Regions from separate parts of the Mus musculus genome. Here all the other regions are linked to region 1. Evidence: chromatin loops called from intact Hi-C (ENCODE). Cell type or tissue: left cerebral cortex. All regions are shown on one strand. Region 1 holds the start of Pip5k1bos (phosphatidylinositol-4-phosphate 5-kinase, type 1 beta, opposite strand). Region 2 overlaps Pip5k1b (phosphatidylinositol-4-phosphate 5-kinase, type 1 beta). Region 3 overlaps Pip5k1b (phosphatidylinositol-4-phosphate 5-kinase, type 1 beta). Region 4 overlaps Pip5k1b (phosphatidylinositol-4-phosphate 5-kinase, type 1 beta).

Evidence for each region. Peaks named below come from ENCODE experiments on the same cell type or tissue, not always from the same donor. Only the 100,000 strongest peaks of a DNase experiment are listed, where the experiment ranks them.
Region 2: a loop joins it to region 1, with 2.1 times the contacts of the local background. A loop is called at or near these places in 2 of 42 quality-filtered maps.
Region 3: a loop joins it to region 1, with 9 times the contacts of the local background. A loop is called at or near these places in 3 of 42 quality-filtered maps.
Region 4: a loop joins it to region 1, with 2.3 times the contacts of the local background. A loop is called at or near these places in 2 of 42 quality-filtered maps.

Annotation. Positions count from the first base shown.
Region 1 is chr19:24,412,762-24,420,761 of GRCm38, reverse strand. All of the region lies in intron 3 of Pip5k1b (phosphatidylinositol-4-phosphate 5-kinase, type 1 beta), which reads left to right. Pip5k1bos (phosphatidylinositol-4-phosphate 5-kinase, type 1 beta, opposite strand) reads right to left here and starts at 4,753. Exons shown (of 6, transcript NR_167769.1): 1 at 4,572-4,753; 2 at 2,748-2,832; 3 at 1,720-1,850. In left cerebral cortex, no CTCF peak of the experiment used is centred here; DNase peaks (open chromatin) are centred at 2,921, 3,570, 4,116, 4,524 and 3 more places; H3K27ac peaks cover 1,930 bases.
Region 2 is chr19:24,520,128-24,528,127 of GRCm38, reverse strand. The region is part of intron 1 of Pip5k1b (phosphatidylinositol-4-phosphate 5-kinase, type 1 beta); the gene reads left to right. Among named protein-coding and RNA genes, the nearest start is that of Pip5k1b, 32 kb to the left of the region's middle. In left cerebral cortex, no CTCF peak of the experiment used is centred here; DNase peaks (open chromatin) are centred at 1,151 and 4,445; H3K27ac peaks cover 206 bases.
Region 3 is chr19:24,321,078-24,329,077 of GRCm38, reverse strand. All of the region lies in intron 13 of Pip5k1b (phosphatidylinositol-4-phosphate 5-kinase, type 1 beta), which reads left to right. Among named protein-coding and RNA genes, the nearest start is that of Fxn, 44 kb to the right of the region's middle. In left cerebral cortex, no CTCF peak of the experiment used is centred here; DNase peaks (open chromatin) are centred at 2,318 and 3,169; H3K27ac peaks cover 734 bases.
Region 4 is chr19:24,506,237-24,514,236 of GRCm38, reverse strand. The region is part of intron 1 of Pip5k1b (phosphatidylinositol-4-phosphate 5-kinase, type 1 beta); the gene reads left to right. Among named protein-coding and RNA genes, the nearest start is that of Gm52399, 28 kb to the right of the region's middle. In left cerebral cortex, no CTCF peak of the experiment used is centred here; DNase peaks (open chromatin) are centred at 2,102, 3,139 and 3,871.

The DNA.
Region 1 (8,000 bases):
CTTCAGAAGTCACAGTGTCAGAGGCTCTTTGTGCTAAGTGTCCAGCCTGTCTTCTTGACTTTACAGGACAAATACTCTAGTGCCACTTTCCAGAATACACATTAGGTTGACACAGGTTATTAATAGGTATGTAAATAAAAGGCATTTGGAAAAGGGGCACTCCAGTGTTTGTCTTAGTGTGATGTTTTCCTTAGTTTGAAGAATATGTTTTCTTTGTTCACAAGTTTTCATTCTAATTCTAGTTTTACCGAAAGATTATATTTTTATTATTTAATCGAGAACTGTGATTTTTCTGTAATTGATTTAAGTGAGCATTTGGAAAAGCAATCATTGTAAACACAGCTTTTGGGAATACTAGCAAATGATAAAGCCATGTTTCTCTTAAAATAGAATTCTGTGTAGAGTTTGTATCAGTCCAGGCAAATCAGGTAAATGCGTTATTTTTATAACTTGAGAAATCATAAAATTTTCTCCCTATGGATCTGCTGCTCATTGATTGCCTCAAAGCAAAGTAACCAGTATATCAATTATCTTAAGGGGATACGGTTTGCAGTGTATTTGGGGTAGGCCATTTCTTCCTAAGGAAAGAAAGCTTTGGGTAAGAAAAAAAATATACTTCTTTTGTAATTGTTATTACTTCGATGAGGGTGGTTGGTTGGTTTATTTTGCTTAAAATGTTGCTTTTCCCTTTGTTGAGGGTTGTTTGTTTGTTTGTTTTGATGTACGTTTATGTAATAGTTGACTCTCTCTCATTTGTGAACACTGAGGCATGGAAAGGCCCTCTGAGTTGGTTTATGTTTGCTTTGGTTCTGTGATGGGCCCTTCTGCACTGATCCAAGGCCATGCTGGAGGCCTTGGGAGGAGAGGGAAGATGGGTGAAGAGTGGGGCGAGGCTGCACTTCATTTCTCATTTGCTTCCAAAATAAGATGGCTCACATTCCTATCCATTAGCACATTTTCCTGTCCTTCCTTAAATAGCCTGTGGAGTAGAAACTCACATGACTCTGCTTCAAATGTTTAATCCTGTAAGGGAAAAAAATTATCCTGTCACCTTGCTCTTCCCTAGTCTAGGGAAATGAACTTCAAAAGAATTTCCAAACCATGGCATGGTGATTTCAATACTGCTAAAGAACAGTGTGGGTAAGATACAGAACACACCAGATCTCCTCAACCCTGGCTGGATTCTGACAAAACCAGAGCCAAAACATGGGGTTCCGTCTTGTGCATCTGCAGCCTATAGAGGTTCTAGAAAGACCATCTTTAATCCTGAAGGCCAAATGTGTACTGTTCCACGGGAGAAACTCATCACGGTTCATCTGTTCAATAAATTATCTAAGGCCTGTTTGTGCCATCCTTTGGGTCCTTATGCAAACCAGCCTCCTTAATGCTAGCCCAGTGCAAATTACCAGTGGCTTTTGAGACTAGGAACAAAGAGTAAATAGGTGAAGGTGCTTCACGTAGACAGGACTCAAAGGTAGTGAGAGCTTTCAAAGTACCTTACTGTTGCTCCCGTAATGAACAACCATAAGCTTTGCAATTTAAAACAGTGTATACTTAGACAGTGTATACTTGGGATTTTACTGTTTTGTAGGATGGGCCTCCAACACTTATCTCAGTGACTAAAATCAAGGTGTTGTGTGGCTTTGTTCCTCCTTGGGAGCAGAGGAGAATCTCTTCCTAGCATCTAGGTCCTTTTCCTGGATTCTCTGGGTTACTTACATTCCTGGTTCATGGCCCCTTCCATCCTCTTCAAAGACAAGGGGCAGGGTTGGGTCCTTCTCCCATTGTGTGTCACTTTCCTCTTTAGCCTCTTCCCTTTTCTCACATCAGAACTGCTTATGTCTCCCTACCTATAGCGAGCAAGGGTAGAAACATAGTAACAAATGCATTTTGCCTATTCAAGTAACACATTTGCTTATTCTCTGAGTTAAGACCTGGGCATCCTTGGGTGCTATTGCTCTCAGTGCCTCTGTATAATCAGGCCACCGTCCTCCTCTGTGTACCCATAATGCTTTGGTGTCTTGTAATCATATTGCTGTCAGTTTGCTCGAAGCTCTTTCCAGACAGACTGAGGTCCAAGATGGAGACTGTCTCATCTCTGCATTTCCTCCTCTAATTCCTTCCCCTCCTCTATTTAATCCCCAACCCCTGCAAGCTTGGAATCACTGAACTCAGTACCTATAATCCCTAAATGACCCTGCTGTGGACCTACATAGACACGCGATCACTTCACCCAGTACACACATGAAGCTGAACTTTCTGTGAAACTCCTTGTGATTAAAAAAAAAAAAAAACAATAACAACAAGTGTGACTGGTGTGGTTTCCATCAGCATAAAGCAATTAATATTTGAATTCTCAGTCAAACGTTGAGCCTAGTGCTGCAGATGGTTTGATCTGCTCCATTGCTTGGCTCAGCAAGCCTCTCCCTCAGTCCGATTTGCCATGTTGTTCTTTGTGTTTAAAGAAGCAGGGCACGTTTACAAAGCATGTCTGGAAAAAAGGAAATGATGTATGGAAAATACCTATGTAGAGTATAGAGTCAGGTGACTCCTCAGCTGGAATCAGGGGCTATAAATATGTCAGTGACTTCATATCTACCATGGGACTGGTATTTTCCATCTTTAAACACAATTTTAATAAACTTAGATGAATTTGTTTTTTGAAAGTAGAACATAAGTTACCCACAGAGATATTTTACACACACAAACAGACACACACACACACACAATACGAATAAGGTCTTTACCTCAATAACAGAATCAATCCTTTCCTTTGGAAGGAATTTGACATTCACTGTGGATTTTGCAGTCTGTTGAGAATAGTCACCATCACTTGAGGTAGAAATAGAGGAAATGATTAATTTAGAAAGGAGAAGGATTGTGGGGTGGGTGGAAGTGACATTTTCTGCATTGTATTCTTAGAAACTTAGACTTTCAGAGTTGGATGTGCCGCTGATAAAACTGTTCCCTAGCATAAGAGGAAACGGAAGCCAAGGAAACTTTCAGTCCCTGGGGCAAGTTGGTGCTGAGGGCAAAAACCCAAGCTGCAGTCAAGTCTCCAGATCTCGTTAGCCTTTCTCAGCCCTGCACTCATCTCAGGACCCTCGGTGGTTTCACAGAGGAGACCAGACGATGGTCTCTGCTCCTCAGATGCCTGCATGGCAGTCCCTACCCCAGGCTTGCTGGTGAGCGAAAAGAACTCTGTGTAGTTTATCTCCTGTTGGACACAGCCCCACTGTGTCCCTGTGCCCATGGAAGGAGGGTGGACAGGCAAGCAGAGCCAACGCACCACCAGAACATTTTTCAAGATCCAGAATCGGACCAAAGTGATGGGTTCTGTGCCCTGGGACTTGCTGTCACTTCAGCATTTGTGTCTCTCACTTGGCTTTGTGTAACAAGATGTCATTTAAAAAAACTGTGCAGTTTTCAAACATTGTTCTAATGAGCCTGTGACAGAGGACATTCCTTTGGTTCAGGGAACAGGACAGCAGGCATGCTGACGGTAGAGCAAGTATTCACGTGGCATTGTCACCCACAGAGAGAAATGACTTACTTAGTGTAGGCCCTGCAAGTTTTACACTTAAATGAAAATACGGTTCTCAACAGTGGGTGTTTAGCAGTGTCTATAGACATGTGGGAGTGTCCTATCAGGGGAAGAGGGGTGACTTGCTTAGAGCAAATGGAGGCCATACAGGACTCTCCCCCACAACCTAAAAGTATCCAGTCTAACATATCACTCGAGCCAAGAAAGAGAAACCCTCCTATGGAAGTTTTTGACTTAGCTAATTCTTGGCTTTAGAAGATTGTTCAGAGGACTGAGAAACAGACTAACCTAGGCATATCTGGTCTGGTACAGGTTAAGAAGAGTTCTGTAATCTTAACAGGGTGAATGGACAGGTACAAGGACCTCATTTGGAGATTGGGAGCCAATGAAAGCATTCTCTGTATGACTTGGCCTCTCCCTCAGGCCTCTGTTCTTAGTTATCAGAGTGGAAAGGCAGTTTCTCTTGGTTCTTTCCATCTGTGGGTTCAAGGCTTTAGGTATACTGGGGGTGTTGTTGCTGTTGTGTTTGAGGGAGAGGAGGGTGTCTTGAAATAGTTTCAAGAACCGGATTTGAAGAGATAAGAATAAACAGAACAAAGGGACTCTGTGCCATTGCCGTCGTCACACAAACAGCTGCAGGCAGCGAAGCTGTGCCAGGTGAGGGATTGGGTCTCAGCAAACTCCATCATCACCAAGGACACAGAGAAAGGAGAGGAGGGCCCAAGAGGACATACTGATTGGGAGGATGCCCTAAGCCTTCCTCTGGCTCTAAGCTCTGCTCAGGGGCAGCTGTCCTGGAAAGATTTGCATTTCCTTGTTCCTTTTTGAATCTTTGAAAGAAAATTTCCATATTGTGTGGGGTTCCCTGCCCCCAACACCAGGTGGTTACCTTTCATACAGACTGAACCATGTGGTACAGATGCACAAGCACTTCCAATCCTGTTCCTCGGTTAGGGCCCCCAGCCAAGATGGAACCCCTCCCATCACCACACCTCCTCCATTGGAGCCCAGCAGCTGTGGTGCTGACCTGCCTGGCAGCCCTAGTTGGTGGTGGTCTGCAGAAGCCAAGGCTGCTTGCGTTCACTTCTGTTCACATACTAGTTCATTCTCTCAAAAGCTCATTCGTTTACCCAACTGGATGGCAGAAGTTTCTCTCAAGCTAGATAACCAAATCAGGTGTGTGTTTAGTTCAGAAGCCTGCCTGTTGCTAAGCAACCATAGGTAGACTCTGGAGCCCGTATCAGATGCTAGGGCTGGAGCAAAGATTAAAGGATCCTATCCAGGCACAGGCTGTGTCTAACAAGGCCTAGAAGAAGGCAAGATGGAGGTGTGTGTGTGGGGCGGGGTGGGGTGGCAGGTTAGGCTATTTAAAGAGGCACAGAATGCACAGAACAGCAGCCACCATGGGGGATGTAGTGGGGAGTGAGCAGAACTTTTATACAAAGGCCCAAGGAACATGTCAGAAAATAGAACACAGGAATCTCCAGATTTTAACTCCTTGTTTGTGTGTATGCTGAATGCTTACTGCCATGGGACCTGCCCATGGAAGGAGCTCTACAGTCAGAATATGTATCCATAGCCTATAGACTCTGAGTGTTGAGATGATCCATCCAGCAGCTACCAAGTCGCTTACTGAATAAAGCGTATTCGTGGCTGAGGAGTGTTAATAGATTGCTTTGTTCTGTTAGTCCAACATGTCCTAGTTGCTGGGACGGTCGTCTGTATCCTTGGACTCTAATAAAATGACTGATTATGAACAGAAGTGTTCCTTGAAGTGGCTTGTATTTGGTGATTGAGTTCATGAGTGCTGAGCTAGCTCTGAACAAAGGCTGTGGTAAGATGGCCAGGAGATGACCACAGTTGGACAGAGCACACAGTCCGTAAAGGCCTGGACTATGGAAACATTCCGATTAACTGTGTACCTCAGGAAAGGTGGAGCAGCCATCCTGAAGGGAGCAGTTGATGATGGACCAGACTCTTCATTCTGTGCTATCACGGCAGGTCATGCATCTACTGGGACCACAAGGGATCCCATTCTGATGAGCCACTGGAAGCGGGTTTGTTAGGATCAAGTCTCAAGGGTCTACAAACAATCTCACATCCATCCAAGTGGTGATCACTGCCAGGGAAGAGTCCTAAATAGTTTGTTGGTAGCTCAGACATCTGTGGTCTTAAACAATTCCAAAAACAATTCAATACTGCTCTTTTGGAGCTCGGGGGGCGGGGTGCAGAAATCAGTGACGCCCCAGCCTTCCTTATATGGTAATGCTGGAGGTTGCAGGCATGGGAAGCGAAGTTGCTTCCCCCATTACTACCTGGGGATATGCCTAATCTGCTCCCCTTTCTTGATATCAGTATGACCTGGAAAGTTGTAACCCAAAGGAGGCATGGCACATTTGCTTTCTGTTGTATCTCTACTGGTGTAACTATGACCGAAGAGTGCTTCTACAGGCATGACTATAAATGGGGAGAAAATAGTAGATACAGAAAAAAAATGGTGGAATAAAAAACATTAAATCATATGAAATAAGTGGCTTTCAGTTCCTGACCATAAATGCTGGAAACAAAATGAAACCGGAAAGTATTCTTTCAGTAATTTGTATGTATAAGAAACCTTTCTGGTCATTAGCTTACTACCTTTGTTTTATAGAGGAAGAAACAAAACCCCTGGGTGTCAGGACCCTTTTTCAGCATCTCATGATTCTGCCCCATTGGCAGTCATAGCCCTTCTTGACTTTGACTTTATATTGCACAAACAGTCTTTATTCCTGTAGTGTGCAACATATCCATATGCTATATATGGTATCAGATATTTAGAGGTATGTTAAGATACATATTTATTCCCATTGAAAATTAAACCAAGAGGGATAAAATTCTTCACTGGTAGAGATTTGAGAGCGAAGGCAAAGCTGTTCTCCCTTCTAGCCCTGCTTCTCCATTGTTATTAATTTTCTCTTCATAGCTCATTTTCCTAGATCAAGAAGCTTGGGTGCCAATAAGTAGCCAATACAACCTGAGGCACAAATGGGGGAAGTGACATGTAATTCCTGCCTCTCGGAGGCAGCTCACTTCTGCTTCCATTCTCTCTTCAGATAGAGAGCCATGGAAGTGTCCAGCTTTGTAATTTCTCTTCTGCAGTAAGGGATTGCAGCCATGTGTCCTAGCCTTGGTGGTACTCTGTGGAAAGTGCGTGTGATTCCCTCTACTTAGCTGAACAAATCACTTAGTGGAGTGGGAAAGTTCTGACGTCTCTTGGCCGAGACGATCAAGGGATACACAATGAGCATTGACAGAGTACTCCTGTGCCCAGAAGTAATGTCCAGTTTCGCTGTAGATCTTGGCCCTCTAAAGATTGGTTATTGTTGGGCTGGAGAGATGGCCCAGTGGTTAAAAGCACTGACTGCTCTTCCAGAGGTCCTGAGTTCAATTCCCAGCAACCACATGGTGGCTTACAACCATCTGTAATGGGATCCGATGCCCCCTTCTGATGTGTCTGACAGCTACAGCGTATTCATATACATAAAAATACATAGAAATAAATAAATCTTTATAAGGAAAAAAAAAGGATTGGTTATTGTCCTGGCTTAGCTCCTGAAATCAATCCTCCCACCCTGTGTGTGTGTGTGTGTGTGTGTGTGTGTGTGTGTGTGTGTGTGTGTGTTATCTAGCAAAGCTGTGAAGACATGAAGGAAATATAAAGCAGGGCTGGAGTGAGCAACCTCTTGAAGCAAGAAGGGACAATGTAAAGGCAGGAATGGGTGAAAAAGTAGAAGTTACTTAGAATTTCTTTCACAGAAGAGGAGTTGGTTTGCCCCTGTCCCACACAGAGCTGCCCAACAGCCCAAGTTCTAATTAACTCTCCAAAAATCCCAGACTGCCACCATTACAATGGCCATCTTCTTGGGCCCCTCAGTGCCCAGGTCTCTGTGCACCCGAATGTAGAGTGTTTTGTGAAAATGGAAGTCTGGAGGAATAACGCTTGGCTTTGGCCCTCACCTGCCTACACACCTGTGGAAAAGAGGTGACCATAAGTAATGCAAATAAGAAAAGCAACTGGTGGCATTACCTGGAGGCAGGTCTACGAAGCCATCAGCAAGCCCATGGATTAGCTGGAGGACTGAGCGGGACCTGTGCTCCCTTGAAACGTTAGACTGACAGTGCTGGTGTTCTTCATGACCAGTGACAATGTGGGACAGAGTGGTCTGGACATGAACTTGGGGTGAAAAGTCCTGACTTCTAGGGCTCACTTTTCCATGTAGGTGGCACGTGGCTCAGGATAACCTGCTTTGGGTTACAGTTTCATCATAGGGAAGTCAAAAATAACTTAGTAGTGTGCCTGACTAGGAGCACTCACAAAGGCCAACTTATCAAGAGAATGCTGAAGTGCTCCCGTGCACCCTTCATTCCCAGCACCCACCTCACCCCAGCCACAGAGACTGAGGTGGAGTCCTGACAA
Region 2 (8,000 bases), 110 kb before region 1:
GCTAGAGTAAGCAGTGAAAAGGGAGAAATGAGCATTTTATTTCCACTTGTCTTGTGGGACTTAGCGCCTTGCAGAATGTGTTTTCAGGTATTTGTAAGTGTGTCTCACCTTTCTCCGTTGGATTTTAAACTCATCGAGTAAAGAAGGGGCTCATTTAATTTTCAATGAGGTTGACAAATGGAATTCTCTTCAATCCAAGGTCTTGTTAACTGAATTGTGCGGATTCCTTTGTTTAATAGTGTCATTCAAAATGATATGGAACCATTTCAGAGGATAACTTGGCTCCCTATCAGTACGTATTCATTGTGTTCAATGAGCGAGCCACTCCACACTTTATTGTAGTAGACTGTGTGAGATGACTCTGCCCAACTGTAGGGTAATGTAGATAGTCTTAGTGCGTTTCCTGTGATATTTTGGTAGGTTAGATACATTAAATGCATTTCCAGCGTACTCCAGGCTCAGCTTGTAGTGAGTCTGATACATCCTGGAAGGCTCATGTAATCCTTGTCATGTTTGACATTCAGAACGGGGTTCGCTCTCTTACCATTTCTAGTTAATGCTCTCCTAGTATCGGAGGATTAGCCATGACTCGTTTTAAAGTTCTCACCCACCTCTCTCAAGATACAGGATGTGGTCACCTACAGCTTATAAAAAGGAGACCAGAGGAAGAGCTGCTGTGTTCAAGTCTGGCAGCTAAACCAGAGGCCAGTGAGCCGTGAAAACAAAAACAAAGAACTACCATGGCCAAAACTATAGGAAGACCAGGGTATGCTCTGGGCCAAGCTCTCTTAAGTAGCATCTGGCATGAGAGCGCTGGCAAGAGCAGAGAACAGAAAGGTCTCTCTGTCCCTTAGGTGAGGCCGAGTAGATCGGAATTCCAATGACTGGCATAGTGAGTGAGCATGTCTGGTATAGCTCACTGTCCTGAGTCTCCTGATGGTGACACAGAAAAGTGAGCGTTGGTACTTTGCACCTGCAAGGAAATTTAGTCCCCTTTCTTCCACAATAAAAAGAGAAGTTTATTTCATTTAGGCAAGGGCCGCCACAATGTAATTGCAAATGCCTGTGTAGTTGTGTAATGGAATTGGTGGCAACTTATTTTTAGAAACCTTAAGAAGCAGACCACAGAGTTGCCTGTGGGAAGTGAGAAGCCGATTGCTGAAGGGACCTTGCCGCACATTGTTGGGGTGCTTATGTGTCACATGCTCCTGCTGCAGGGTAGTCTCTGGCCTGGCTTGCAGAGACACCACAGGCAGGGCCACGATGCTCATGCAGGGTATTCCTCCAGCATCTGCCTTGTCCCTAACAACTCCAAAAGCCCGAGAGCTCACCTCCACTGCACTTCAAGCTTCACAGCCTTGCATATTTCGTTTGTCTCTATTTCTTTTCTTGCCTCTGTCTGGGTTCTCTCCAGTGCCCACCCATGATCAATGCATCTAAACTTTTGTCAGCTGATGTAGCTTTTCGAAACAGCTCTGTTTTTTATCAGTCTTTTGAATTGTTTTTCTCCTCTCAGTTTATCTCTGCTCTGATCTTTGCTGGTTCTTGCCTTTGCTGTACTAGTTCCTTGAAATGCTTTGCCAGGTTGCTGATTTGAAATCTGTATACATACTTGTATATTAGCAATATTTATTTAGTGTAGTGCTGAGGATTGAACCGAGGCCCTGGCGCATTCTAGGTAAGCACTGCCACTGAAGTTTATGCCCAAGTCAGTCTTTCTAGCTTGCTTGCTTGCTTTTCTTTTCTTTTCTTTTCTTTTCTTTTCTTTTCTTTTCTTTTCTTTTCTTTTCCTTTCCTTTCCTTTCTCTTTCTTTCTTTCTTTCTTTCTTTCTTTCTTTCTTTCTTTCTTCCTTCCTTCCTTCCTCTCTCTCTCTCTCTCTTTTTCTTTCTTTCTTTCTTTCTTTCTTTCTTTCTTTCTTTCTTTTATTCTTTGAGACAGGGTTTCTCTATGTAGCTCTGGCTATCCTGGAACTCACTCTGTACACCAGGCTGGCCTCAAACTCAGAAATTCGCCTGCCTCTGCCTCCCAAGTGCTGGGATTAAAGATGTGTGCCACCACGCCCAGCAACCACCTTTCTTTCTTTCTTTCTTTCTTTCTTTCTTTTTTTTTTTTTTTTTTTTTGGTTTTTTCAAGACAGGGTTTCTCTGTATAGCCCTGGCTGTCCTGGAACTCACTTTGTAGACCAGGCTGGCCTCGAACTCAGAAATCCGCCTGCCTCCGCCTCCCAAGTGCTGGGATTAAAGGCGTGCGCCACCACTGCCTGGCTTCTTTCTTTCTTTCTTTCTTTCTTTCTTTCTTTCTTTCTTTCTTTCTTTCTTTCTTCCTTTCTCTCTCTCTCTCTCTCTCTCTCTCCCTCTCTCTCTCTCTCTCCCTTTCTTTCTCTCTCTCTCTCTCTCTCTCTCTCTCTCTCTCTCTCCCTCCCTCCCTCCCTTCCTTCCTTCCTTCGTTCCATTCTTGTATGTATGTATGTACGTATGTATGTATGTACGTATGTATGTATGTATTTGAGGTAGGTACCTACTGCTCTGATGTTCCTCTTTGTACTGCTTTTTCTATATTCTCTCACTTTGGGTATTTTACATTTCCATGTGCATTTTGTGTGCACTGTTTTGCTTTGTGATTACTGCGAAGAATGATAGTCAAGCCCAATGCTCCCTGAAGAATATTTTAAAGTGTCACCTTCCTTGTGCCCTGTTAAATCCATATACATGTGCTTTAGGTCCATTAGGTTTGGGGAGGCACAATTGAATAAAAGTTTTCTCAGTTAACTTAAAGCAACTGTGGACGCTTGCCCGAGGCCTACACAAGAATGGCTCCCAATAAGCATGGATGGAGGAAAGAAGCTGAGGGCCCTACTCCTCACTGTGGAACCATTTGTAACAATAGACTCAGCGGTTGGGGTTGGGGAGAATCATTGCCTTCTGTTGTGTATCTACTAGTAACCTCCCTAGGCTCCAATGCACAGTTCCCATCCATCCCCCAGATGGTCCTGGTTTAACTAAGTGCACCCCAGCACCACCCAAAAGTTATTAATCTAAGACTTGGATGGGCAAGGATAAAGGGGATAATATAGAGGGCGGACAGAAAGAGTGATCAGGGTCTATTACATATACATATAAGATTGTCAAAGAATAAAATTTATTTATCAAAAATAAATTTAATTAATAACAACGTTTTCTCTCATTTTCCTATTGTACTCAAAAGGCAGAATTGTCAGGGGTAATTTTGACTAGTGTTGGCTAGTCTTATGTCAACTTGACACAAGCTAGAGTCACCTGAAAGGAGGGAACCTCAATGGAGAAAATGCCTTTATAAGATATGGCTGCAGGCAAGCCTATAGGGCATTTTCTTAATTAGTGATTGATGGGGAGGGCCCAGCCCATTGTGGATGGGGCCATCCCTGGACTGGTTGTCCTGGGTTCTGTAAGAAAGCAAGCTGAGCAAGCCAGAGAAATCAAGCCACAAACAGCACCGCTCCATGGCCTCCAGGTTCCTGCCCTGTTTCAGTTGCTGTCCTGGCTTCCTTCAGTGATGGAAGTGTAAGGCAAATAAACTCTTTCCTCCCCAACTTGCTTTTGATCATGGTGTTTCATCACAGCAATAGAAACCCCAGCTCGGGCACCAGTATTTGTTAGGAGGCTGTGAGGGGCATAGTGTTGATAACGAGCTTGAAATTTGGCTTCCCATTCTGGCTCTGCAGCTCCCCTATGACCTCAGGAAAGTCTTTCATCTGCCTCAGTCAGTTCCTTCAGGCCTTCAGCTGCAAAACGAGATGGTTCTGTTCTTTCTTCGCTTCATTTCTGTGCAATAAACTTTCAAATATTTGCTAGTGGTTATTGGACTGCTCCGACTGATCAAAGCCCAAAGTGCACATGGGAAGCCGATGAGGTCGCTTCTACTAAGGAGCTCACAGTGTGATTGGGGAGATCTGCCTCTGAGCTATAACAGTCCCCCCCCCCAGGGGGGTGCAAAGAAAGATGAGTCTCAGCTGGGGTCACAGGGAGGGCAAGGTCATGCATGGTAAAGGCCTCTTGTTTGTGAGAGCCACACAGAACTGGTAAACGTAGAAGGAACTGTAGACCAAGGAAGACTTAGGTGGGAAGGAAGGACAAGAACAAAGGATCAAAGGTAGCTGTCTGTTTAGTTAAGTGCTCGGCTGGAATCGAACCCTGGGAGCCTTCAGAGATGGACTGCGTGCTTAGATGCTCATCCTCCACCCCACCTCCCCACATCGCCTCCCTCCTCCGTGTTGACACTCTCCATTGCCTGACAGTAGTAACAGATACTTGTTCCTGTGGCTTCAAGTAGTCCTGAGGCTCATGGGAATAACCAGGTTTACAGAAGAAAAACAGGACTGATATAGAAGGAAGACACGCCTGTCTGTAACACCAGAGTGTGACGGGAAGGCCGCTCTGCAGAGCATTTGGTGAGGTTAAAGGAGTGGGCAGCCCATCTGCTAGATGGTTGTGGGAATCTTCTGCCAACCAGACAGATGGTGGCGAAGGCTGGTACCTCATTGCTACAAACTGAAAAACTGGAAAAGCCAATAGGAAGTGACTGTCTCTGCCTCTGCGGCGTGAATAATAGGGCCACTCACCCCCCACCCCCATGTGTGGCCTCTTTTGGGTCCCTTTGAATATAACAGAAAAGCTTGTTTTACTAGATCTTACGTTGACTGCTAAGGCAAAATTACCTTCTGAGTTGAAACCTGGGGAGCCTTTGAAGCTGGAGGTCATGAGTTCTTGGGATTTTATTTATTTATATTTTAAGATTTATTTATTATTATAGGTAAGTACACTATAGCTGTCTTCAGATGCACCAGAAGAGGGCGTCAGATCTCATTACAGATGGTTGTGAGCCACCACGTGGTTGCTGGGATTTGAACTCAGGACCTTTGGAAGAGCAGTCAGTGCTCTTACCCGCTGAGCCATCTCACCAGCCTATTTTTTTAAAAAAGCAAACTTTATTTTAGAGCACTTTTAGATTTAGAGGATGTGTTAGCTTCTGTTGTTATGACAAAACAATTGAGGAAAATCAGCTTTAAGAATCATTTCACTCGCAGTTTTAGAAGTGTCAGCCCTCAGTCAGGTGGCTGCTGCTTTCAGCCTGTGGGGAGACGTCTCATCATGGTAGCAGGGTGTGCTGGAGAAAGGTGTTTCCTTTATAGCATCCAAGAAGCCAATGAAATGCCAGACGTGGTGGCGCACACCTTTAATTCCAGCACTTGGGAGGCAGAGGCAGGTAAATTTCTGAGTTCCAGGCCAGTCTGGTCTACAGAGTGAGTTCCAGGACAGCCAGGACTACACAAAGAAACCCTGTCTCGAAAAACAAAACAAAACAAAACAAAACAAAACAACAACAACAGAAGCCAATGAGATAAGGTTCAACCCCAGTGATGTAATTTCCATCCACTTGGCATTACTTCTCGATAGTGCCATAGATTGGTGACCAAGCCCTAACACGGGTCTTTTGGGATGCTACAGATCCACAACATAGAAGAGTTCTGTCATACATAGCAGTAGAGAGAATTCTTGGTATCTTACCTCCAGGTTTCTTTCTTTGTCCTTCATTGGTGTGGTACGTTTGTCTTAAGTCCAGAGCAGATAACAATTTTTAACTTCAGTCTACAATTGACTCAGGTTTTACATTTCTCCCCATGTCCCTTTCTTCTGAGATCCTATCACATGACCCCTTAGGCTCCTCTTGGTTGTCTCTTGGATTTTCCCTGCTTTTCCTGGCCTTGACAATTTTGAGAATTACTGTCAAGTGGTTTTATATAAAGCCCTTCGATGGAGATTTGTCCATTGTTTTTATCATTAGACTAGAATAGTGCATCCTGGGAAGGTCAAACGCCATCCTCACGACATCACATTAGGACACTAGTTCAGTCACGAGGGTTATCACCTCTGATACTGCTCTAGACTAGCTGGCCGCTCGCCAGGTGTGCTAATGCTAAAGGTTTCTTTTCACTTCCTTCTGTTTTTATTCTGGAATAGCTAGCAGGATGTCACTATGTCCAGCCTACAGAACAAGACTGGCAAGTGATACACCTTTTCATTGGGGTAGATGTCGCCTCAAAATGATGTGGAATTCTTCTGCAGGGAAGATGTGTCTGCTCTTTGTTTCATTCAGTTACTTGGATCATTAGTAACTTGGTAACTTACTTACGCACATTTTGCTTTGTTTTTTTTCTGCTTTGAATCGCAGTCAAAGATCACTTTATTTTGTAGCTCAACTCACCCCTGCCTCCGATCCTTTTCTTCCTCTTTCTGACCTTCCTGTATCCCTTAGCATCCCTTGGTTTCAAGGGGCTCATCTGTTTGTATCTCCCAGGACACTGCGTGCTCCTGTCTCATCTCTGACCCTTTGGAGTGTATAAGAATGACAAAAAAAAAAAAAAAAACAACCCAGATGGTGATGAGATGTGTTGCCAGGGTGGGTCTGAAAAGCATCAGAAGGAATGAAGCAGACCTTAGAGTGTTTCAAGGATCTGGGACCAAGGAGAAATGAGAATGTCTGAGACTCTTGATTGCATAAGTATGATGAGACTTGGGGGGGGGGCGCTGGTGATTAATTGAGATTTTAAAAAGTCATGCACAGAAAATGGAGAAACGCTATAGTCAGAGTTGAGACTTCCAAAATTATCACCATCCCAAGTTACTGACTGACTGACTGACTCCTGGTCCGTGAAAAGCCTAACAAGGCGCATCAATGTGGAGTTTTATGGCTCATCCACACCCCAGCTATATTGAAATGGAAGCTGCTTTGATGTCTCCGAAGTCAGTTCTAATCCTGGTTCATTCACCGAACAGGTTTCCATTTAACACCCCTGTCACCCCTGTGCGAACTCATTTAAGCACTAAGAGCACTTCAGTGAACAGGCCTGCTGAATTCTGTGTCCTCGAGGCGTGTATATCTAACTCAAGAAGATGGGTCTCAAATAGGTAGTTTTTTTAAGTATGTCGGGTGAATAATATGAGCTGTAAAGTAAAGATAAGGGACATGGAGCATTCTGGAGCCGGGCAGTGGAATTTTTGTTTACAGAGGTAGTGTAAGAAATCTCCATTGATAAGGGGACCTATAGCAGAGACCAGGTGGAAGCAAGGAAGTGAGCTGGCACAGGCTGGCAAAGTGTCTGCACTCATCATCCATAGCAAGTAAGGCTAGATAGAGTGGGCTCACCATGGTAGAGATATAGACTGAGTGAGGGCAAACACTCGTGCCTGGGCAGGGGACACTGCTCATAGAATGTGTGAGTGATTGTCCCCAGAACTAAGAGTCATTTTGGATACGGTGCCCATGAAGCTGTCGGGACTTGGTCTTTGTTTCAGGTACAAAAGAGGCATCAAGACTTCTGAGCAGAGAAACAAGGTCATTGGTTTCACACTTGAAAGGACTGCTCAGGCCACTGTGGATAGCGGGGACGGAAGAACAGAATTGGGGACACTACTTCAGAGATCTTTTTATCTATTAGTATGTGCTAATGCGTTTTAATTTTATCCTATTTTATGTTTCATATGTGAATTGTCTGCACACTACTTGCCTCTCGTATATCTTAATACTGTCCTTGACTCTGTACTGTTAAGTAGCAGTATAATAATAGTTTGTGTGTCTCTTCTCATTGCTGTAAACAATATGAATTTAGTGTCGATAATAACACGAGTTCATTACCCTCTAGCTCTAGAGGTCAGAAGTCCTAAATTTGAGGTCCTGGCTAGAAAATGCTCTTACTGGGGCCCACCCCTGCCAGGAGCATATTTTCCTGACTCTTCTAGTTTCTCAAGGCTGCCATCATTCTGTAGCTCACAGCTACTTCCTGTCTGTTTTGTCTCTCCGCTGTCCTTTGCCACCTCTGCTGCCATGGCCTGTGCCTTTTCCTCTATCTTGCTTTCCTTGCTCCCCTTTCTACAGACCCTGCGATGGCAGTGGCCCTTCCTGCACAGGCCAGAGCTTTAATTTAATCAGATCTTACTTATCTTAGACTGAAACATTCCCAGAT
Region 3 (8,000 bases), 92 kb after region 1:
GGACTTTCATCCTTTCCACCCTTCCAGTGCCTCATAGACTATTGTGCAAACCACTAGCCCATATGTCCCCAGCCTTCATATCTTTGCTAAAGGCGGCCACCTTTCATGTCTGATTTTCTTTTTTAGTAATTTTCTTTCCAGCTCTGTAAACAATATTATCTTGCCACTAGGGACTGGGGAGGAATGAATGATGTCTGGAATAGCAGGGTTGTCCTCCAGTTTCTACAGGCTTGGACCACTTTGGACGAGGATAGCCCCTCATCACCCCTACCTCCATAGCAATCAGCTCCTCTCCTCTGTGTTCTACTAGAAGCAGATCATCATTTTGGTCATATCATCATTGTCCTTACTGAGCCACAAACACCGCTCACAGCCCTGCCCTGTTGGAAGGCATTGTCACTTTGCCATGTGTTTCCCCATCCCTGCCCCCCTGAATGAGTTCTGTTCTGTTCTTAGATATCTTATAATAATTACTACTGGTTAAATCTCAAGCTTCCTTCCATGTCTGTTTGACTCAGATAGACTGTATCAGATCCATATACCTGGATGCTTTTCCTAGACACTTCCGGCCTATTCCAGTCTGCTCCCTGTGCGTGGTACCTGTCAATTCTGACATTCACCTCTACTCTGGGTTCAGTATCTTCTCTGAACTCGACTCCATTGCTTATGGTCTTTGTATTTTTCCTCTTACTAACTTATTCCTTGACTTTTATGGAAACCATCCTCCAGTCATTTTTTGAGATAGAGCTTATAGGAAGTCTTGAGACTCTATATATCTAAAAGGTCTTTATGCTACTGGATTGGCAAGGCCTTGAGTCTTATTGGGGTCAGTCTTCCTTAAGGCCTTTGAGGGCATTATTGTACTGTGTTCAGGCTACCTGGGCTGATGAGGGGTTCAAAGTTCCTGTTTCCTAATCTCATGTATGTGGTCTACTTGCTCTCCCTCCTAAAGCTTAGAGATCGTCTCTGTTTTCTGATAAAGTGCATGAGGTTGGTGGGCTGATTGTCACCCATGGTAAAGGACACTGTCACTTTCCAGTCTACACTCAGGTCCTCCAGGGTGAGACGTTTTTGTTTGTTTGTTTGTCTGTCTGACTTGGCTTTTGTAATTAGCAATCTTGTTGATTTCCTTGCCTCTGTTTCTCTCTCTCTCTCTCTCTCTCTCTCTCTCTCTCTCTCTCTCTCTCTCTCTCATTATGATCTTGATGGGGAAAAAAAAACACCAAGCACTGACTGTCCATGTTTCCATGTTGATTGATCCCACCTGCCATCTTATCTTTGTTAAGTGTATCTATGGCTAAGTATATCTATTGTTAAGTGTATCTATGGCTAAGTATATCTATTGTTAAGTGTATCTATGGCTAAGTATATCTATTGTTAAGTGTATCTATGGCTAAGTATATCTATTGTTAAGTGTATCTATGGCTAAGTATATCTATTGTTAAGTGTATCTATGGCTAAGTATATGGATTGTTAAGTGTATCTATTGTTAAGTGTAGTAACCTTGATTTCTCCTCAGCCTGTCACTGAGTCAGTCCTGTTACCACATTTCTCTTTCCAAGACCTCTCTTGTCCCAGTTATTTCCTTGTTTAGGTGCCTCCTTCTTTTATTTCAAACTTTGATCCAGGCGATACTGGGTGTGGATTTGGGGGTGCATTTTTCTCTCCCTTATAATCTTACCTCTTTCCAATTAGCTTTTTTTCCCCCCTGTATTGTCACCTCCCTTACAATAGTGGCTTTTCTTAGGTTTCTATAATACTTAGTTGTCTGCTGAGGCTTAAAAGTGTGCCACTGTAAATCTGCAGAGACAGGGTGTAAATTGGCTGTTACCTAGTGCTAAGAAAGGGTTTGGGAAAAACAAAGTGATTGCTAATGAGCACAGTCACCTCACAAGTGACAAAGAAAACATTGTTAAATTGATTGTGTGCTTGTCACACAGCTCTGGGTATACTGAAAACACTGAATTGCGTGATTTAAGTGAATCAATTGTTTGGTATGTGTATAATATTTCAATAACATTAGCAAACAAAAAATGGGACACAGGGAGTCTAGGGCTGGGGCCTGGGAGCCTGGGGCTGGGGCTTGTTATTTGTAGATTTGCTCTGGGGTAATTCACCAGCGTTACTCGTGTTAGGAGTCTCTCAGGTCAGATTCCCCAGAAAAGACTCCCTTGTCTCTCAGCCTGCAAGATAAAGGCTGGTTTTATGGGCTAACCCCACCTCATCCCCATGTTTGTTCCTAACCTACGCTGTAACTGGTGCTCTGTGATCCAAAGACTCTCTGTTCTACCCACTCCTGAGACTAAGACTTGGAAAAAAAATAGAGTTGAAAAAAGACAGTTGCGTAGTAAAGAGAATTCTGGAAGCTGATCTGCCTGCTTAACTAGACTTTTAGCCAGAGGCATCTGTCTTACCCTCTCTCCCTCTCCCCAACTAAATGCACACTTTCCCTCTTATTCCTGACTTGTTAAGGAGCTCTGGGGATCAAAATAGAGAAAATGAAGTGAGCAGGGAAACATGTATCAAAAATAGACAGTTTGTCTTCTCCGGTTCCTCTGATCCATCATGTTATCTACTACTGAGGGTCCGTTTTCATTTAAGATTCTGATTTGGGGGAGAAAAAACAGAATAAGCATTTATTTCGGGACAAGTTATTCTTGTAGTTGCAGAATCAAAAGGTGGAAGCAGATTCCTCCCCTACCAAAGGTAGAAATAGTACTTTTCATGTGTAGACAGAAGGACAACTCCTGTCTGAATCCAGAGACCTAGTTAAGTTCATTTAAACATAACGTTTATCATTGGCTCTTTTGAGATTTAAAACAAATAATAACAATAAAAGCTGAAGCCCCTGGCCAAGAGGGGAAGCCTCCCTGAGCTCGAGCAAGGTTGAAGGTCTCGATTCTCACGGCCTCGTAAAGAAGAGAGACATTGCATTATTGTGATGGGGAGAGGAAAGCCTTGCTGCTTTTCGTACATGTTCTCCTCACATGACTCCCTGGTCTTAAAGGAGCTATTCCGTTCATCTATACTAAATGTAGGGCTCAGAGGATTCAAATGATGCGGGGAACAGTAGCCAACCACTATCCTCTGAGATGCTTGAGCAGGCAGCTAACTCGGTTCCTGTTTCTGCTGCCAGTGCGTAGGATTATACCACACATCCCAGACATACTTCTTAAAGAAGCAGATGAATCATCAAGAGAGAGAAAGCCAGTCATTGTTTAAAGTGCCATTTTGCCATGTGTACTGGCACATTCAAGACAATTTCGAATTACCTTGTGACTAAAGCATTTCAGTATCTTAAGATGTTAGTCATGACTGACATCTCTGAGATTGCCTGTCTCTCGAGCCTTGCAACTCTTTTTTCCAATCTAAATGTTGAAGAAAGAAAAATTGACTTTCATTTTCCATGCTGGGGACTGATTCCAGGGCCTCCCGTGTGCTGTGCACAGCTCAACCACTAAATGTTACTGCAAGCCCTGAATAGGCCCCGCATGTCTACATAGCATATACAATGATGCATGCATGTATACATGGCATATACAATGATGTATGCATGTATACATGGTATACACAATGATGCATGCATGCATACGTGGCATATACAATGATGCATGCATGTATACATGGTATACACAATGATGCATGTCAGCATGCCCTTCCCAGGATATCACAGCCATTCAAAACTCACTCCATAATGTGAAAGGAGAGAAATAAAAATGTGAGAGGCCTTGCTCAAAAACTGTTAACAAGAGCATCGTGATACGCTTTGATTATCTCAGAATTCTCAACATTAAGACAAGAAGATCGTGAGTTCTTGGCCAGCCTGAGCTTCAGAGTATATCCAGGGTTAGCCTAAGTTACATAACAAAATACACACACACACACACACACACACACACACACACACACACAGAAGCAGGCAGGACATTAAACTAAGCTGGGACAGTTGCCCTGGTCACTTGTCTGTGAAGCCAGCCCTGGAGGAAGACACTTAGCAGCCCTGAAGGAAGACACTTGTCGTATCTGCTGATTATAATGTACACTTTTAACCTGTTACCATGACTAGCCCTCTGTCTAAGGATCCTTGCTACAAGATCATCAGGGATAACTTATGAAGTCCTTCCTAAACTTCCACCTCGCAAATCCTATAGTTCAGTCACAAACCTGGCATCCTTCATACAATAGTCCCTTGCCCTGGGTGATCCCTGCCAGGGTGCTGAGTGCTTTGTGGCAGGAATTTCAGGTCGTTTCTTCCCGCTCTGACAGTAGCTTTCAGTGGGTCGGTTCTTCAAGCCAAATTAAATGAAAACTTGAGATCAGATCCGAAAGGGAGGGGGAAAAAAACCTTAAATAAAAATATATCTTCTGTTTCTAAGCTCCTGGCAGTTAGTAGACCTTGTGTCTACTACCCATGTGTGCACGCACACACATACACATTCACACACAGAGATCACACACTCAGACACACACACAGAGAGATCACACACACACACTCAGACACACACAGAGAGAGATCACACACCTTGTTTTTCAACTCAGTTCATCTGAGCACCTGCTACTCATTTTCGAAGGAAATTAAATCAATAGCATTTTTTTCTTGCCCGTTGGCAGTCTTTAAGCATCCTCCTCTCATTTTCAAGAGTGCTTTATATTCAGACATGTGCACGTGTCCTTTAGCTTGTTTATTTTGAATTTCAAGTCTCATAGACACTCAGAAATTCCTGTCGCTCCACCCTCTCCCACGGAGGCCCTTTCCACTCACATGATGGATGGACTAAAATGTCTCCTGGGGGCTTCCAAAATGATTTAAAATGCCATTTAGAGATGTCAAGGCCCCAGAAGGGAGGGAAAGGGCTAAAGTTTATTTATCATAAGTAAACATCCTATCTTGCTATCTCCGAACAGTGCATGTATTGATACCTTGAACTTTGAAGAAGTTTGGCATCTGTTCTGTGGCTGCTTGCTGTGAAGGCTACTCCCTTGAGTTTGTCTCCAAACAAGCCGAGTCTGACTTGGGTCTAACCTGACTCCATACGCAGTCCAGGGAGCTGCTGAGGCTCTGTGTGAATAAGAGCTAAAAGCTCCTTCCTCCCTAGGGCAAAGAGTCAGAAGCCAGGCGTGAGGGATTACAAAGGAGGGATTGTCCTAATAAAGCAGACGTTAGTGCTATAGCTAAGAAAGAAACAGGCAACTTGCAAGAGCTAAGGGACCTGGGAAGAGAAATGGCATGGAGCTTTTTAAACTAGAATATCCTTGCGTTTCCCTGTGACCTTGCCTCTGGAGGAGTTTCTTGAGTCAGTCCTCACAGTAAACACAGAGGAAAAGACAACTGACTGTTTCACATACAATAATGCCTCTTCACTCTCCTCATGGACAGAGCCAGCCCAAGCATGAAGCCTTAAAGGGGTCTGGACTGGAAGCTGCCCCTCCCCCCAACCCCACCCCCGACAAACTGTGCCTCCTTTGTAGGCTTGCACAACTTTTCATAGATTGGATTGGCTCACTCAGTAATTAAACAGCTGTGTCACTTAATATCCCATGTCTCCTCATCTACTGGAGATTAAGGATCTCCACCACAAAAAAAAAAAAAAAAAAAAAAAAAGTTACTGCAAGAGTGGGCACAGTGGTTCGTGGTGCAGTTGGAGCTACTGAGGTAAAAGGCTCATGTGAGCCCAGGAGTTCAAGACAAGCCTGGGTATTGTAATGAGACCCCACAGCTAAAGAGAAAATGAAGGGTCACTTCTTTGCCTTTTGGCTGATATCAAGGGTCAGAGAAGAAGGGGAGCCAGGCCCAGTGGCTCACACCTGTACCCCTAGCACTTGGAGACAGGAGCAAAAGAATTATTGTGAGTCTGAGGCTAAACTGGGTTACAGAATAAGACCCTGGTTCAAGGAGAAGGAGGAAGAGAAGTGAAGGAGAATAATAATAATCAGGGAGATGTCTCAGTTATAAACATGCCCATCACACAAACACAGTATCTGAGTTCAGATCCCCGGAACCCACAGAAAATGCTGGGTATACCAGCATGTGTATGTCACCTCAGTGCTAGGGGACAGAGACAGGTAGATCCCTGAGACTTACACAGCTAGTCAACATAGTATGTATATATGTATATATGTATATATGTATATATGTATATATGTATATATGTATATACATATGTATATATGTATATATATATACACACACATATATATGTGTATGTATATATATACACACACATATATATGTATACACACACATATATATATATATGTATGTATATACACAAACACACACACATATATATATATAAACACACACACAAACACACATGCAAATACAAATAAAATAGAGAATGGTGGAGGAAAATACCTCCTGGCCTCGGACACACATCCTCACAACATATGCATTCTATGGGTGCAAAAAAAAGGAGAAGGTGGGGGGTAGGTAGTTGATGTAAGGATGCAATGAGAAAACCTCTATGCCGAGGAACAGAGTGGGACAGCCTAGACTAGAATGTTCCAGCAATGGCCAGTTTTTAATCATGCTACACACTGGGCACTGTGCACATTAGCAGGGTCAAAGAACGCCAGTCCCCAAAGGTGGAAACCTCTACATCCTTTCCACATCACCTCTGACTTCCAACGAAGAAGCGTTCTCATCCCTGGTCCAGCTTGGCAGCCACTGTCAATGTAATTTCAAAGTACGAGGTGCAGATGGGGAAAGGGGACCTTTTGGCCTGCAGTGGTCCCCAGAGGCTCGTGCATGTGAACACTTGGGTGCCAGCTGGTGGTGCTGTTGTGAAGTCGTAGAGATGTAGCCGGTGGGGACCATCTAGAGGAAGTAGGTGTTGGTGGGTGGAGCTTGGCGTTTATAACCCACTCCCACTTCCTGTCCCAGCTCTATCCCTGATCTTGAAAGACATAGCCTGCTCTGCCACAAGCTCCCAGCTCCAGGCAAGGAGCCCGGCTTGCCACTCATTTCACACCATGAAATCATGAACCGAAATAAATCCTCCCTTAAGCAACTTTTTATCAGGTGTTCGTTCCCAGCAGTGACAACAGTAACCAATGCAGCACCCCTGGAAAAGCTCATGCCTGGGGCCTGGTACAGTCTACGTCAGACAACATAGTTCTACAAGCCCATCCCTTTGACAAACTAAGAACAGCTTAGGAAACTTGTGCGCAAATGCCTAGCATAGCAAGAGGGATAGAAATCCTCTCCCGTAAGTGAATGATTTCTGAACTAACTCTAAAGTGGAGCCCAAAACACAGAAGTTTCTATTCTTTGCTTTTTAAGAAGGCTGGAGAAGGTAAGAGTTAAGAGTACTTGCTGCTCTCCTAGAGGACCTGGGCTTGGTTCTTCACATATACTTCAGGCAGCTCACAACTACCAATAACTCCAGCCCCGGGGATCAGTGTTCTCTTCTGGCCTGCCAGAGCACCACCACTCTTTCTTTCTCTCCCTCCCCCCATATCATCTCTCTCTCTCTCCCTCTCCCTCTCCCTTTCTCTCTCTCTCTCTCTCTCTCTCTCTCTCTCTCTCTCTCTCTCTCTGTCACACACACACACACACTTAAGATTAAAATAAATATAACTTTAAAGGTAGTTAAGTATTCAGAGAGCAAAACATTGGGCACAGAGGGCAAAGGTGCCAACTGAAGGAGCTCTCCATGGCTGAACCGAAACAATGTAAGCAATAGAACAGCATGGGTTGAGTTGTACACACCCCTTTCCCAAGTTAGAAGGGCCAATAGAATACGTGGATATGAATCTGTGGTTTAAAACATGAGGGCAGGGGGAGGAAGCTCCTACAGGAACACTGCAAGTGTTCTGTCCAGGTGCCCTGTCTGCCATAGGGAAGATAAACGTCGTCCCTTATACCCAGACTGCAGGCCACACTCAGCTGCGCCCTGCCTAGTAAGGCAGTGTAGGAAGAAGGAAGGGGACTTGGTGGTCTCGGAGCGTCATATATACTACCTTGACAAAGCCATCGAGTATGACATCGTCAGTGACCA
Region 4 (8,000 bases), 93 kb before region 1:
TACAACTGTGTGGGCTTCAGAGATTACATTGAGGTCATCAGGCTTGGTGGCAAGCATCTTTACCCACCGAGCCATCTCATCAGCTTCTGCTTACGTGATGTCTCGCCTTGTTTCATTTTTGTTGTTTGTTTGTTTGTTTGTTTGTTTTCTTTTAAAGTCTCACTCTATAGTCCAAATAGGCCAGGAACTCTATGTAGCCCAGGCTGGTCTTGAACTCACACTTCGCCTGCTTCAGCCTCTCTTTTGGTTTATTTTTGCAACGCTAGGGAAGCACTGTGCATACACTGTTGAACCACCTGACGGAGCCTTGCGCACGCTTGGCAAGCACTGCGCATGCGCTGTGGAACCTCTCTGCCAGCCACAGAAAATGACTTGTTTTACTTAGCAGCGCATATTCTCTGTCATCTGAACACTGCTTTAGGAGTTTCATGCAGAACCAGGTCCCCCGTCATTGCTTCGGTTCCTTCCAGGCCTTCCATTTGGGAGACATGACACCCTTGGCTCCTGAGCACAGCGCTGAGTACAAACAGTTACATATTCCATTCTAGAGAGTGTGATCCGTAGGGAGGATCCCTGAGCACTCTGTGCCTTCCCGAGCCAACTCTCTGATATCACGGTGGAGGGTAATTTAGTGAGACAGTTCACTAACTAGATAATTCCAGAATTCTATGATTTGAAACATTGGGGGGTGGGGGAGCAGGGACAATGCGTTCTGTGTCCCAAACAACTGAGTTTTTGTCTCCCGACTCCATTGAGATGTCTGGGCCTAGCTGTACCTATAGTCACTGAGTACGCAGATAGGTGCGTATAAGGTATGCGTACAGATAGCAGTGATCAAAGACGGGCTGTTTGGACTTTACCATGTTTTACTTACCCTCTGCCTTGAGAGCCTTCGTGAAGGCACTTGTCTTCTGCTCACAGTAGTTCTTTGAAGCATCCGTCATTATCTCCTCTCTGCAGATGAGGGACTTGAGGCCGGCAGAGGCGAGATAAAGCCCACCCAGCTCCCAGCTCCCAGCTCCCAGTTCCCAAGCCTTTCTTCTCTGGTGCCCGGTGCCTCCCAGCCCCATTCTAGCGAGCTTTCCTCTTAGCTGCTTTCTCTTGCCAAGTCCTTCCCTGCGGGCGAAAGGCCATCTTTTAAAAAGATCATTGTAAAGTAGAATTGTTTCCTTCTAGATATCCAGAATATGGGTTCCCTCTGAGCCAATCAAATGCCACCATGCACCAGTGTTTCGGGTCTCAGCCGTGGTGAGGGGCCAGTAGGCGTGGTCCCAGTGGCTGATGCAAAGACAAGGAAAACCTCCTAAAATCACACCGTACAGTTGCAAGGCTTAAATATACTGCGAGTATATTTAAGAGCTTGGGGTGTGAAGAGAGGACACATTTGTCCTTTTAATATATTATATTACAGTAGTCACCTAAATGTCACTTGAGACCTGAGCTGGAATGCACATTTGCTCCTCATCCGAGAGATCCTTCAGGACCCTGTCTTGCCTCAGTTTCTCTGCTAGGCCTAGAGATTCCACAGTTGGAAACAGGCCCCGAGCTTGCAGATGCTTTGTCTTATTTGAGTAGCTCAAGTGCCAAAAGGCCTTTTTATATTACCTCAATGTCAGATTAGTTCCCTTAGAAGTAGTATGGCCATGTGAGGAAAAATGCTTCATGTAGGACCAGGCAAGCCATATCCCAATGTGGGCTGACTTGTTAAAGGGTGAAAATCATCACTCTTTGTGCCATTGCTTCGCCAAAGTGCCAATCTATTGAAGGTTGAGTCTGTGTCATTCTTTGTAACCCTGTGGACTGGAAGATTTGCTTTACAGGAACTAATAGAAATTGGGGATAAATGTTGGACGTATCCATCTGGCCTGCAATGCATACTTCCTGGTTTCCTGCTGAGTATAGACACAGACTTTGGGCTTCTCAGGAAGTCCCAGAATGCAGTGTCAGGAATCTGTCATGTTCCGGTGGTAACTGAGGAGAGGAAGGCTCACAAGCGTGGAAGATGAAGACAGCCAAAGCCTTATCCTGGATGTTCAGGCCTAAGCTCGGGGTGTAGGCTCTTTCCGCAACAATCCCTTGAACTACATTTCTCTCCCTGGAGTAGGAGGAGGGTGTAGGAGTGAGAACCAGTGACGTGGACGAGAAGTCAGTAACTTTAGCTGTTTTAGCTGTTCCCAGATCTGCCTGGTGTGACTGACTGAGGATGGGCCACATTGCAAGATGAACCCAGACACGATAGTGATCTTAGTGTTTAGGTTGGGAAGTGTTTTCTTTCCCTGGGAGATATGGAAGTCTGCTGAGGAGGTTCGAAGGATTGAGGAGTAAGGCAAGAGCCATTTGGAATTCAAGACCACCACCTTCCATGAGAACCTAGACACTGAGGGCCCATGAATTCCCCAAGTGTGTGGGCTGGAAGCAGGCAGGAAGAGATCTGGAGGAGAGACCCGACAATGATAAGGGTCTGCCACAAGAACATAGGCTGCTTCCTGGGCTGAATTGAGTTCCCTTATTCTGCATGGTGAAGGCAGGTTCTGGCTGGGAACCTGGACTACTGTCCCCTCAGGACAATATGGCCGAGGCATGGTAATGGAACCTATACTAGAACTTATTAGAGACTAAGGTGGAATGTGGCAATGAGGTTGAAGGGAGAAAGTAACAACACCACAGAAACTGGGGGCAAGAGCTCTCTAGACACAGCAGCTAGAGTGTCCCTGAAGAGCCTTGTAGAGCCCAAAGGTTCTAGAATCCTCTCTAGATGCCCTCAACTCAAAGATGTACCTGTGACGGATCCTGCTCTTCCCAGGCATGAGTGACAGGTCACGGGTCTTCTTTTAGTGAGTCTTATTCCTCCTAAGGCCACTGGGACAGCCCACATTCCTCAAGGCCACAGCCTGGATGGACTCCCTCAGGAGGAGGCAGGCAGCTTATCTCGCTGCTCTGGTTCTTGTGCTGGGTCCTATCTGAATATTAACCCTCCAGGACAGCTCTTCAGGCATGGCACTTTGTCACTTGCCTATTGACTGTGAAGTAATGGACCACCAATGCCTCAGGCTAGCTTGCGGCTGATATACCTCTGCAGCAGCGTCCTGTGTGTTATCTTGGCAACAAGCATCTTTATTTATACACATGATGCCTTGCATTTGAAATTTGCTTCAGAGTTCTTACATTCTATTATCTAACAGGGCCCCGCTGTAAGAAAATGCAAGTTAGGAAACTAATTTGAGGCGAGAGTGAGGCAAAAATATGATCCTTACTGTTGCTTTTGTATAAATTATAACTTTCTTTAAAAAAAAAAAACAGCAAGTACTTCAGTTACAAAACAATAAAAAAATAACAGAGCACTGCAAAGCTGTGTGGTGTAAGCATCTCTGAGACCTACCAAAAAATCTAAAGAGTAGATGAAAACTTCCGGCCCAGCTATATAAAATAAGAAGTTGCGATGTCTTAAGTAGGAATCCCTTTACTGTTTGAAAGAAAATACGTTTGAAATGTCACATGGCAAAGAAATGGACGGTCTAAGCTGCAATCCATTTATTTATTTTTATCCAGGTGCTATTCACAGAGCATAAAAGTCTACTGTTTTAGGGTGAAAACTGGAGGCAAGCTGACTTCCCTCTGGCTCGAAGACACTCCAGAACATAGCCCAGGATACCTCAGTTCTGACCCCTTGAGCCGTAGGAAGGTGTTTAGCTGCCTTTCTGTTTTGTGGCTGTGTCTTCCATTGGGAGTCATCTACTGGATTCTTCTGTGTCTGACTTCTTTCCCTCAGCGTGTTTCCAGGCTTCACGCCCTTTGTAATATGGATCAGTACTTTATTTCCTGTTCGGCTGAATAACCAGTATTTTTAGCATCAAAACATTTAAGGGGGGGGGTGTGTGATGAAAACTCCGGCACCCACCCACACGTAGACCCAGTATATCAGTCCCTCCGTGGGCAATAACCTCCTCTCACAGCAAGAGCGAGAGTTTAAGTTGATCATAAAGTACAAGCACTAAAGGAACATGTGCAGCTAAGGCTGTAATTTGTTGCATATTTAAAACACAGGAAGGAGGTAGGCAGCTCCACGCAAGGATTACAGGTCATTCTTTGTATAATACACACTTCCCGGGAAACAAAATATGTCCCATAAAGAACGTAAAGAGGATTAACAAAATTATTCTTGAGGCTCTTGCATCCTGGGAGCCTGTCAACACGTGAGTCTTCCAGGGAGTGTTTGGAGCACATGTGGACCCATTGATGCCCTGCAATAGTCCCTGGGTTGAGGCCTGGCTCTTTCTCCAGCTTCTGGGAGTGGCTTAGAGTTGCCTCAAGCACAAATGAGAATAATAATACCTACTCGTGTTCCCTTGACGAGACCCACATCCTAATTCCTGGGATCTATAACCACCTAGCATCTGTTGGCTTATTGGAAAGGACAATCTACTATGGCCCTTTCAGAGGCAAAGATCATTCTGGATTTTCCAAGTGTCCCTCAGGTCATCGCAGAGAAACTCTAGAGACAGGCAGAGAAGGTGGTGATGTCAAGATGCAGGCCAAGGCTGAGCAGAAGCCAGGGATCGCTGAGGCTTGCAGCAGTGAGAAGCTGGAAGGCACCAGCTTCTCCTTCCGAGCCTCAGGGAGAGAACTTATTAGCATCTGGCTTTCAGCCAGTACTAGTGGACTATCTGTCTACCTTTAACAGTGTCGCCGATACAGCAGGCTTTCTCAACCATGGCACTGGTAACATTTGGTAATTCTTGCCTGGGGAGCTGGCCCCTGCGTGTGGGACATTAGCAGCACTCATTCCTACCTGCTAGATACCATAGTACCTCTCCCTAGTTGTGATGATCAAAAATGTCTCCATGCCTTGCCAGTATCACAAATAAAATAAAATAAAAATCATTCCTTTTTGAGAATCACTAGAGGGTTTGGCCCTCACTGCTTCTTTAAGTGACCATGTGGTTGGGGGAGGGCCAGACAGCCTCATCACAGTGAGGATATTCAAATGATACAGTATATGGTAAGGCCCCAGAACTGTTCCTGGTAAGACATACATGAAGGTTACTAACCCACGACTGCCATACTAGTTTATTACCCAGCATTCTCTGTAGCACCTGCTCTAGAGTCAACAGGCATTTGAAGCCTTTTCCCCAAAAAGTCGTTTCTATTACAAAGATCAAATGTGGGGTGGGGCAGGCAGTATGGCCCAGTGATAAAGATGCTTGTTGTCAAGCTTGATGGCCTGAGATCGAGACTCAGGACCCACATGGCAAAAGGAAAGAACTGACTCCTTCAAGTTGTCCTCTGACCTCCCACGTGCACACACTGGCACACGTTTCTCACCCAAATAAATAAATGGGATAAAAAAGTTACAAAAAGGTGGACACATGTAGCCCCCTTCCTTGGTTTCTCCTCCTGTCTCAGAGCATCCCATCACTGGTCCTATGGGCTGTGGAAACTTGGCTTGATGGAGCACCTGTCAGTCAGGCAAACTCCTTGAACTCTTTAACTAATACCCTTGGATAAACTGTAACAAGCAAACCTTTCCACGTGTCAATGACACGTCTGTTACTCCATAATTACAGCTTTCTCCACGGTGACTGGAGCTGTTGAATTCACTAAGGAATTGTGTCAGTGGCCCCATTCAAATACGTGAAATATTTAGCAGCGTTTAGCAGCTTTCAGTGAAGGTTAGAGTGTTGTGAATAGATACTGCCATCTATTTTTACAAGGAAGAGGAATTTGGTCCAACTGGGGACTAGGCCATTGTGCCTCTGTGCCCTGGGGACATGACTGTGAATGCAGATGTTTCTAAGAGTCTTAATTCTGGCCTGCAATAATGATAATGTGCTCAGTAACTCTGTAAAAGGTCTAGGAATTGAGAGTAAAAAACCATTGAAGATCTTCGCAAGGATAATCGAAAATAACTTCGGTGTGGTGGAGCCCAGTGCTCAGTGATGCACAGTTTATGACTGCTGCTTGGGTGACTGTGCTTTTCAAAGCACACTCCTTTGAAGAGCATACTCCTGCTCGTCCTTCTGAACGTCTTTCCTGGGAATGCCTTTCAAAGGCAGCCCCTGTGGCTTCGGTTTTTCCAGCTGCCGTGGGAATTCTCTCTAGCAATGGTTTGGGGATCAGTCCCGGCAGGCAAGCAGACTCAGGGAAAGTGTGTGCCTAGCAGGTAAGAGGCCTGGTCCAGGTCTCTGGGATTCTTGATCTCCACTTGAAAATTAGATGACTTTGGGGAAGTCAGTAGGCTTACTCGCCTGAGCCTCGGGAGCCTTATAACCATTATTGCAAGGATTAAAGTATTAGAAGCGGGTGGACTTGTATCAAGGGCATGTTATACACAAGAAAATGTTGGTAATAAGAATTTTGTGATTAACGTAGAATCTTATTTCTAAGGTACCTTATAATTAGGCGCTGCAATTATAATCTGTGTGTGTGAAGTATACCTGTAATTATCAGTTTTAATAAGCAGTCACTTTTCAAATATACCCTGTCTAACAATGGGGCTCCACACAGCCAGCTAGGGCTGGCCTCCCGTGAGCTTGGGCCTGCGGTGCTCTTCCGTATGCTGGGTATGTTTATACAAAAGTGGGCTGAAATGAGAGAACAGAGGCACTGGATAATTGGGCTCATGAAAGTCCAACTTATAAACTATTTGTAGTCAGTTCTTGTGGACGATTCTGTGGCCCAACCTTCTCAGGTGCTATTTGGCACTCCTCTTTGTGGACAAAGACTTATACAGACACTTGACTCTGGGCTACAGTGAGCCACCCTGTTATATTTCCTGGATGAACTGGGGTATTTTTTAGTGAGTCAAGGCTTCACTGGGAAATGGCTAGAATCAGGGTTGATTCTCACATCTGAAGTATCCTGCTGCTCTATGGGAGAGGGCTGCGGATGGGAAAGGGTGACTTCCCAGCAATGTCAACAATCTAAAATTTCCCCTTTGAAATGTTTGCTTCTGGGGCTGGGAGCATAGCCCAGTGGTGTCCTCACTTGGCATGCGCAGGCTCTCGGGAAGATCAAATTGCCATTAAAAAATTTTTTTTATGTTACATGATCTGTATTTTTTTTTCAGGATCGGCACCCAAATCTATATTCCTGCTTCCCTGTATAATACTGAAAATTTGTTCAGATTGTAATGTCTGTTTTGGCTTGTTTTCTATTGCTATGATAAGCATCATGCCCAAAAGCAACTTGGGGAGGAGAGGGGTTATCTGGCTTAGACCTCCAGAGGTATATTAACGAAGGAACTCTAGACAGAAACCTGGAGCAGAAACCAGGAACGAGTGTTGTTTACTGGTTTGCTCCATAGTTTCTGTTCAGCTAGCTTTCCTACATAGACCAGGACCCCTTGCCCAGGGATGGTACAGCCCACAGAAGGTCCATTAATTAGCAATCAAGCAAATGCTACACAGACGTGCCAACAGGCCAACTCCCAGCTGAGACTTCTTAAGATTAACTTTGAGCTGTGTCAAGTTGACAGCTAGAGCTATCTTTTATATTTTACATGGAGTTAAGTGTCTTTAGTGTGTGTAACATTCTGTGCCATAGACTCACTTGGGATGTTATGTAGTTGTATTGATTCCATAGATAGATGTCAATTGTATAGATTCAGGTTATCGGGAAAGCCTTCGCTTTGATGGGTGCCTGGTAAATGTTAATTGAGTATATATTGCTTCCTAAGTTGTCTGTAACTTTATAATGTAAATATTATTGGCAATAGACTTGAACTGTATTACACTGAAGCTCTTAGAGTTTGTCATGTGACCAGATCCTAGAGATGTTTGGTTACTCAGTTAGGGCAAGGCCAGGACACTGCTTTTTAACTGAACTTGTATACAAATAGACCCTCTTGGCCGTTCATATAGTTTGACTTTAAAAAAAAAATCCTCCCTCTTCTTTCTCTTTGTTCAATGCAAGCAGTCTGGTACTACAGAGACACTGTGCCTTTAGCAGCTATAATGTGTATCTCCTGTCTGCCCTTGACTGCTGATAGCCACTAGGAGTAT